Regions from separate parts of the Mus musculus genome. Here region 1 is linked to region 2. Evidence: chromatin loops called from intact Hi-C (ENCODE). Cell type or tissue: heart. All regions are shown on one strand. Each heading gives the region's core, and the rest is flanking DNA. Links, peaks and the distances in the headings are about the cores only. Region 1 holds the start of Herc2 (HECT and RLD domain containing E3 ubiquitin protein ligase 2). Region 2 holds the start of Cyfip1 (cytoplasmic FMR1 interacting protein 1).

What was found. Peaks named below come from ENCODE experiments on the same cell type or tissue, not always from the same donor. Only the 100,000 strongest peaks of a DNase experiment are listed, where the experiment ranks them.
Region 1: it touches region 2 in a loop (4-fold over the local background); 4 of 42 quality-filtered maps call a loop at or near these places.

What each region holds. Positions count from the first base shown.
Region 1 is chr7:56,047,769-56,052,099 of GRCm38, reverse strand. It overlaps Herc2 (HECT and RLD domain containing E3 ubiquitin protein ligase 2), which reads right to left and starts at 1,945. Exons shown (of 93, transcript NM_010418.2): 1 at 1,798-1,945; 2 at 1,152-1,244. The coding sequence starts at 1,223. It overlaps Gm34121 (predicted gene, 34121), which reads left to right and starts at 2,050. Exons shown (of 3, transcript NR_166588.1): 1 at 2,050-2,358. In heart, for the core only: a CTCF peak has its summit at 1,857; DNase peaks (open chromatin) are centred at 1,339 and 1,999; H3K4me3 peaks cover 2,616 bases; H3K27ac peaks cover 1,774 bases.
Region 2 is chr7:55,840,133-55,844,521 of GRCm38, reverse strand. Cyfip1 (cytoplasmic FMR1 interacting protein 1) reads right to left here and starts at 2,451. Exons shown (of 31, transcript NM_011370.3): 1 at 2,215-2,451. In heart, for the core only: a CTCF peak has its summit at 2,284; a DNase peak (open chromatin) is centred at 2,331; H3K4me3 peaks cover 2,515 bases; H3K27ac peaks cover 2,317 bases.

The sequences.
Region 1 (4,331 bases), core at 1-4,000, 210 kb before region 2:
CTTTCCATTTATAAAACTCCATAATCAATCGCTGCATACGCTGCCTTACAGTAGTGATTGCTGATAATAAGCTATCCGTAAGACTGTTACAAAAAGTCGATTGTTTGACAAATATTTAATGTGTTCAGCATCCTCGCCTCGAAAAGGAGGAAAGAATACACAGACAATAGAAACATCTCAGACACTTTTTTTAAGCTGGTGATATCCAGATCCAAAAGTACTCTTCCAAACTATTCATAAACAACAGTAGCTTATAGGGAACCATCTACAAAAATTTTATTGTGATCATTTAGTTAATAATTTCCTGATAACACTTGTAATTACTTTATTAAACATTACCATCACAAGCCAGCATTCTGTTTCTCTTGTTCCTGGTGTGAAAATCTGAGCATTTCTCTTAATTACAGATGACATATAAAACCAACAGCTCATCTAAACTGTCACCTCTCCGGGAGAACAAATACAAAATCGCAGAAAATGCTAACTACATATCACTTTCCTGCTTCCCTGCATAGTATCAGGACATACAAAATCAATAGCAAAAATATCAGGACATGCCTTTCATCCCAGGACTCAGGATGCAGAGGCCAGCCAGGCACAGTGAGTTAACAGGGAGACCCTTTCTAAAAATAAGAGGGGGGAAAAAAAGAAAAAGAAACAAACAACAGTCAAGTCTTGATTAAGAATGTTGGCAGGACCTGGGATGGAGTTCAGCTGGTAAAATACCTGCCTAACTATACCACATAATCCCAGCAAGGTGTTAAGGTGCTGCAATGCTAGCACTCAAGAGGTGGAGGCAAAAGGATCGGATGTCAGGTCATCCTCACCTACACTGAGGAGTTCAAGGCCAGCCTGGGAATATGAAACCCTGTCTTAAAAAAATAAACAAATAAAAATAAGCCTCCAGAATAAAAATACTGAAAAATTGCATAACTGGATCTCAAGTTTCTTGCACTTACAACTAACTTCAATTAAGCCACAACCACATAGCATCTCTTCAACAGTCATAATAAATGTCACATTGTAAATTATAAGAAATAATCTTCCTAAGACAAGATCTAATTGCCATTCACTCACACATTCTCCTCAAGCAAACATTTTTTATAGAGACAGGAACACACAAAGAAAAGAGAAAACCATGTTCACCCCACCTGGATATCTGTTTTCAACCATTTGGAGTCAAGGCGAGACTGGGCAGCCAAACAGAAAGACTCAGAAGGCATGTTTCCTCCGGGTGGTCAGACCTGCAAGTCAAACACAAACGCTGGAGCCCTCGAGCTTCTTTAAACTGCTATTTACACCATCCTGCTGTTTAACGCGGCCGAGACAGAACATAAAACAGGGAAGGAGAGCTGGGGGAGGGGACGAGAGGATGAGGGATGAGAGGGAAAGCTGGCCCCAGAACGGGAGAAGGGAGGGAAATACCACTTCCAATAGAGGTAGAGTCGCTGGGATTTCCCAATACGCCGGCCGGACCTACAGTGGTCACCGGCGACCACTGCACAATGTCATCCCACTCCTTTAAATCCAAAGGGACACACACAGACACACGTCAGGAAAAAAAACTCACTATCGCAACGACAAATGACACCAGTGTGCATCAGCCGCTATACCTACAGCAGTCCGGCGGAGTGTGGTAAATAAACAAAAGTCATGTCTGCAGATAAATCTACAACAATCGCCTAAATACTAAAAAGACAGCCGTGACTGCGCGGCCTCCGAGGCGCACAGGCCCTGGTTCCTCCGCGCCAACGCCCGCCTTCCGCCCGCCGCTCTCCGGGCCCCGCTCTCCCGGACCTGGCGCCGCCCGTCTTCGGCCCCTCCGCCCTCCTTCGGCCCAGCTCGGCCAGCCCTGGCGCCGCCTGCTCCGCCAGCCGGCTGAGGGAACACTCCCTGCAGGAGCCGGCCGGCGCTCGCGATCCAGTCTGCGGCCCGAAGCGCACGCTGACGCATGGCTGCGCCCGCCCAATAGCGCAAGGGTGAGAGACGGCTTCAGCCAATGGACGAGCAGCGTCGCACGCCCCTCCCCCAACTTCCGCTTCCTTCAGCACGACTCAGCTTCCTTCTTGAGACTCACCCGCTCAGCGAGAGCCAACCGCAGACGCCGGGAGGTGGGACTTGTGCGCACGCACGCTGGCTTGCCCAGTCCCAACCCTTCCCAGACTGTGTTTGCTTCCAGGGACCCGAAGTTGGTAAGGTATTTGCAGCGGGACGAGGTTCTCGAGGCTCCCTGTGCTTTAACGACAGCGTCCTTTTGGCCTTTGAGTCAGTGGACAGAAGAGGAAATTTAAGAAAAAGTAATTGATCCGGGCCTGGTAGTACTCGCCTTTAACCCTGGCACCAGGAAGGCAGAAGCAGGTGAATTCTGGGTTAAGAGACCCTGGGGGAATGGGGGTGCGGGAGTAAGAAAAGAGCAATTAAAATCACACAAAATATGTTCTCTGATCATCATGGAATAATCAAATAACTACAAATAAAACATAACATAATCTTCAAGCATGTGGAAATTAAACTTTTCCATGAGAAGGCAAAGAAAGGACTTAGAACATTTGAAATAGGAACTGGGTGCGATTTGTTGTTTTAAATACGATGGTTCATTTTTTTCCCACGTGTTAGAAGGCAGCAATGAGGGATATGCCACAGTGGTATGGTGGCCCAGTTGCAACGTTAAAATACCTGTCTTTTGTCATCCTTGGTATGTATCTTCAAACTCACTCCCAAGGGTCAAGGGATTTGCCATAGCTCAGACATCACATCTCTGTTTCAAGCAGCAGGAAGCAGTATAAAAGATCCACAGTCTATCACACCTCCCAAAGACTGTGTGACTCTAATTTACTTCTGCTTCAACTCAAAAGTATCTGAACAAGGTTTCAAATTCAACCACATCCAAAATACAGTTAGGGTGGACAGGGCTTTGAACCTGAGGCATGACAGCATAATTACCAGTAGAAGGTAACACCCGAGGAGGCATCTCTGGCCCTTAGGCTCCCTTCTCATGCAAGACACCCTTCGTCCCTCCACATACTGAAGCATGTTTACCTACGTACATTTTTAGAACTGTGTCTGCTAGCTCTAAAAAAACGATGTTTGTAGTCCATTTTGTGTTGCTGTAACAACATGACTGAATAATAAATACAGGCATTTGTACCTCACACTTCTGGAGGCTAAGTCTAAGAGCATAGCACTGGTATCTGGTGACGGCATTTCTGATGTTGCATAGCATGGTATAGAGGCAAGAGAACCCATGTGTGGCAAGAATACACCAAGCAAACACATCATTTTGATCCATGAGGCATAGTCTACTTGACTTGATCACATCTTAAAGGGTCCACCTCCTAATACTGCGACAAAAACTGTAATATTTCAACAGGAGATCTGAAGGGACATTCAAACCATAGTGAGGCAATGTGGTGAAGTGTCTAGGATGGCAGAGGTTTTGTGTGTGTGTGTGTGTGTGTGTGTGTGTGTGTGTGTCTGTGTGTGTTTATTTGTCAATTTGAAGATTGAGGCAGCAGGAAAAGCAAGGTCTCAAAACTCAGCCAAGATTTCTTGAAACCAGAAACACAGAGAGGGAGATAAGAAAGTACAAAATACACAGAGACAGAGTGAGCTACTAGAGAAGGGACCCAAAGATAGTCTCTGTCAGAGGCAAAATCTTCATATGTTTTGCCAATAAGTAGTTCTATCTCTCTAAACTCGCTGGTTTGGGCTATTGCAGGGAAATGTATAATCTAGACAAAGAAAGGGAGGCTGGCTGTTTCTCCATACTGGACACCCTGTTAGTGGGAGATTTGAAATTCTCACTGAACAGTCTCTCTGATAGGAAAAACCCACTAAGTCTTTATCTTGGAGAGGAGAAAGAAAGCAGGCAGTCAGCTATCTTAAATGTTTCAATAGAAAAAATACATTAATATTCCAAGGTCCCCTTTCTCTTGTGCATGTCTACCAGGGAGCTGTCTATCTTCCAGTCCCTCGGGAAGACTGTCCTTGTCAAATTCTTCATAACTTGGCTCCTATCATCTTTAGGATATTTGTGTTTAAGAACATGATAAGGTGAAACTATTCTTTAGTAATTTAATATACATGGCTGAAGAGATAGCTTGGACATTAAGAATATTGGCTACTTTTACAGAGGACCTGGTTTTAGTTTGTAGTAAAATAATCTTGTGTCACACAAAAGAACACATGAATAAAACAAGAGTAGCTCAGCAAGGTGACTTTTTTTTTTTTTCAAAAAAAAAAAGGGTTCTTGAAATCCCAAGCCAGGCATGCCCAAGGTGCTCCCTGTTATGTATCCCTAAATGCAGGTGATGACTGTATCTCATCCCATT
Region 2 (4,389 bases), core at 138-4,137:
AATTTTCAGGAGTTAGTCCTTTCCTTCCACTGTGGGTTGTAACTCAAGTTGTCAGACCTGTCTGTCACCTATACCTACTGTGTGTCACCTATACCTGCTGTGTGCCACCTATGCTCACTGTGTGCCACCTATACCCACTGTATGCACCTATACTCCCTGCATGCCACCCCACCTTCCCAAGGCTCTACTTTTCAAAGCACTGACTTTACTTCTTACAGACATATTTGACTAGTGTTTTTGTAACCAAATAATATTATATATATATATATATATATATATATATATATATAAAATCATTAATTTTTCACTTTAATGGTGTTTGGCTGGTAAAACACCTTGGACGGCCTTAAATATAGCCACCCCCTCCCCAACACCCCCATACTTATTACTGAGAACATAGAACCATCTTAAATGCAGACTCCAAGATTGCCACAGGACTTTCTGGAGAAAGCAAAATAGCACTATGAAAAGATCAGCAGTTGCCAAGAGTTGATGGTATGAAAGACCTCACTACAAGGGACACAGGAAAGAAAATCTTGAGGTGATAGGAACCAGTTTGGCATCTTAATTACAGTGGCAGTCAACACTCCAAAGCATGAATATTACTATATGTAAAGTTAAAAACACGCTTAAGTGCCAGGGAGATGGCTCAGTGGATAGCCGTACAGGATTTCAGATCTCAGAACCCACATAAACGACAATGGGCATGGCAACCTCCCTCAAGTCCCATTGCTTCCAAGGCGGAGACAGGGGACCTCCGAAACAAACTGGCGAGCAAGACTAGTCCAATCAGTGAACTCTAAGTTCAGCTGAGAGACCTTGTATCAAAGAATAAGGTGGAAAACGCCAAATCAGCCTCGGGCCTCTACATGCACATACAAACACATTCACACACCTGTGCACCCACATCTAAAAACACACATACCACAAACACACACATACAGTGTTTATTCTTTAAAAAAACCTTAATACATACTTCCTCAAATACACAAATACTTAGAGGATGTATTTTCTTAGAGAGACTTTTCAACTGCAGCATTTTATCAAGGTTACAGGGAAGATGCTGTTAGGGGAAGAGGGAAAGAGAAGTATTCCCCGCAACATTCCTACTGAATTCTTACAATGCATGTCTGCAGTAACTTACATGTATTTAAAAACTGAATTAATTCTTTCAGGCTATGTGCTTGTAGGCTTTTTAATAAGAACCACTAACATACTCAGAACTAGGGGAAGGCTGGTATTCAGGTATACCACCGGTCTCGCGTGCTTCAACTTCCAGCCAGTGAACTTGGCCAGGGTCTAGGATCAATACCCCCACCTTGGCAAGCGCTGATCTCAGTATCAGTACCTGTAGGAGTACCCCAGTACCAGCGGTGCTTCAAACACGACTCAACTAAGCGATCTGTTAGCCGACAACCAAGAGAAATCTCTGGGCTCCCCCATGCAACACACGGATTGCCCGATGCTTCCCTCTGCCTCGCCCTCACCGATCCCCAGTTGCATATCTCTTCCTTCTTTTCTCACACTCACGAAATGTTACAAATTACGCAGATGCTTTAGGCTTAAAGTACAAAATTCGTTACGAATGTGCGGCGGCGCACTACTGCTCCTGAACAATCCCGTTTCCTTAACAAAGCCCAAAATGCCTCTCTCCAAGAATCTGAGGACGGCTTCCCTAGACCACACTCTCCTTCCTTTCCTCTGAAGGCAGAACCATGGTGGACTCGGGGTTGTTTTGCCACTTTAGTGCAACATAAACTATTCGTCGCTCCTTACTTTTCAATAGTAAAATACTAAATATTAACGTTGTCTCTTCCTCTTTGGAGCTAAACCTCGTGCCGGAAGCGCGAGATCTGGGATCCTAGTATCCAGGGTGAGTCGGGGCGGGGGTTCGGGGACGCGGGGGTCCGGGACGCGGGAGCCGGGCCACCGGAGTGCAAGTTGTGCAGCGCGGAGGGAACAGGGAATCTGCACTGGGAAGCCCGTGGCCGGGGGATTCTGGAATGTGATTCCGGGGAGGGAGCCCTGGAGCCGCCGAGCTGGGCCGGGAGTCCCGGGCTCCGGAGCTGCCGTGCAGAGACCGGGAGACTCGAGAGCCCAGGAGGCAATCCCGGGAGGCCGTGCGGTCCCGGAGGCTGCGCCGAGGCCGTCTGCAGGCTCGCCCCACCGGACTACAGTGGAGCAAGGACCCCGAGGCCAGGCGACCGCCCTTACCTGGTCTGCGCCGCCTTCGGTTGTCCAGGGCGGGCCCCGGGAGCTTTCCTACCCCAATGAGTCACTTGGGCGGGTCGGGAATGCACCAGGAAACACCCGGCCTCCTCCCCTTCCTCCGGGGCGGCGCTGCTCGGCTCGGCCTCTTCCTCCCGGCGCTCCTCCCTCCTCCCGCTGGCTGCCTTGGGTCCGGCTCCTCTAGGCCAGCCCGGTCGGCCCCCAAGTCTCCCCAAGTCTCCCGTACCGTAGCCCCGCCTGCCGCTTGCTGCTCAGGTCACCGCAGCAAAGGAAGCCGGGATTTGCTTGGTGGGCTCCACCCGTCAAGCCGGCTGGGAGAGGATGAAGACTCAGCGCCACACTGCCATGCTCACCAGCCTCAAGAGTTTTCCCTGATTTGGGGGACCTCTGTTGAAGCTAAGGCCAAATGAGGAAAGAATTCCAGGACTAGCCAGCATAGAGCTGGAAGTTTTACTAAAGATACTTTAAAAAAAATTTAAAAAAAAGGAATTCATTATGTGTATGAATGTTTGGCTTGCTTGTGTGTCTATGCACCACGAGAGTGCCTGGTGCCCGCAAAGGTCCAAAAAGGGCGTTGGATCCCCCAGCAATTGGGTGTGGGCCAGTGAGCCCATACATGGGCCATAGGAATTCAACATTCGTTTTCCTATAACTTGTCCTCAGTGATGGTGAGAAGCCTCAGTAAATCCATGAGTGATGGGCTTATCTTCCTCCGCATGTCCCCCAAATTTTCACTGCCTCCTGTCCTGCCTCTGGTTGAACTTCAAAAGAGATACAGAAGGTACAACCATGACAGAGAAGGGGCGCATGTATGTATTAAATGGTGGGTGCAAGGCTGGAGCGGCATGTAAAATGCTCCAGACCCAAGGAAGAACCCATTCTGGCCCCTAAAGTAACAGTGCTACCATCTCATCTGCCTTCTGAGGACTGGCAAACTCAAGTTCAGACTCCTAGGAATGGCTGACAACAGAAAACCTGACTTGAATTTGCCCTCCCTAAACCCGCAGAAAAGGAAGGGAAAAGTTAGTTAACATACATCTTAATGCTGAACTTAGTAGAATAGCTCCAAACTTCCTACCCTTCTTCACTCCGGACGCCCCTCCTTACTGCTAAGAATTTGGACATTTTGTTTGTCGTTGGGGTCTGACAGTAACTAATGTAACCCAGGCTAGCCTTGAACACCAGATCATGTCTCCATCCCTCAAGTGCTGAAATCACAGGCATTCACCAACATGCCTAACTCCCACACCAGTTTGTTTTCCCCAACTTAACAGAAATAAATCTTTACTAAGTAACTTTTAATATCAGAAAAATAAAACTCGTGTAATTGTATTTACAACAGACACACATCAGTGTTTTCACCATCTTAGGTTTACCACAAAATGTGAGATGTTAAACTTATTCAAAAGTATAATCCTTGTAGCTTCTCTACATATGCATAACAAGAGTATAATAAAAATTACAAAACCTAAACTATAATGATAATACAAATGTAACATGTTGATTCCTTGGCGCAGCAAAAATACAAAACGCATGCTTGACAATGTTCCCCTGCTTCCACAGAACTGTAATCTAGAGATTAAGATTCAATACTGGCATTTAACTATCCGACAAGCAATTTGAATTATATCATTATATGCTGTAGAGAGAATCTCAGTGTCACCTGTCACTAAAAATGCCTATGCCCAATGAGCTGAGGCAGCAAATAGGAGATGGGACACTGGCAAGAAGAGAGGAGATTCTGGGAAATAGTGAGAATATAAAAGGAACCCATAGGGAGGGACTGTGAAGGATTCAAGCAAGTCTCTGAGGGAGAGAAGCTGAGGAGACACAAAGGAAGAAGCAGGCTGGGACTGGAGGAGAGGTAACTAACAGTGTGTGAGACATAGAATAGTTTAAAGGGTTAGATAAGTTACAATCTAGTCAGGGACTGAGCCAATGCTCGTGGCCTAGGCATTTATTAAAAAGTTGTTAGTCTCACAGTGATCATTCTGGGAGCAGGGGCTGGGAGGAAAAACAGATTGATTTGTTTTTACAATATTTCATCAATGCAACTTTTTTTATACTAAAAAAAATAAAAATAAAAACCATTTGTGAGGGCTGGAGAGATGGCTCAGCGGTTGCTCTTCCAGAGGTCCTGAGTTCAATTCCCAGCAACCA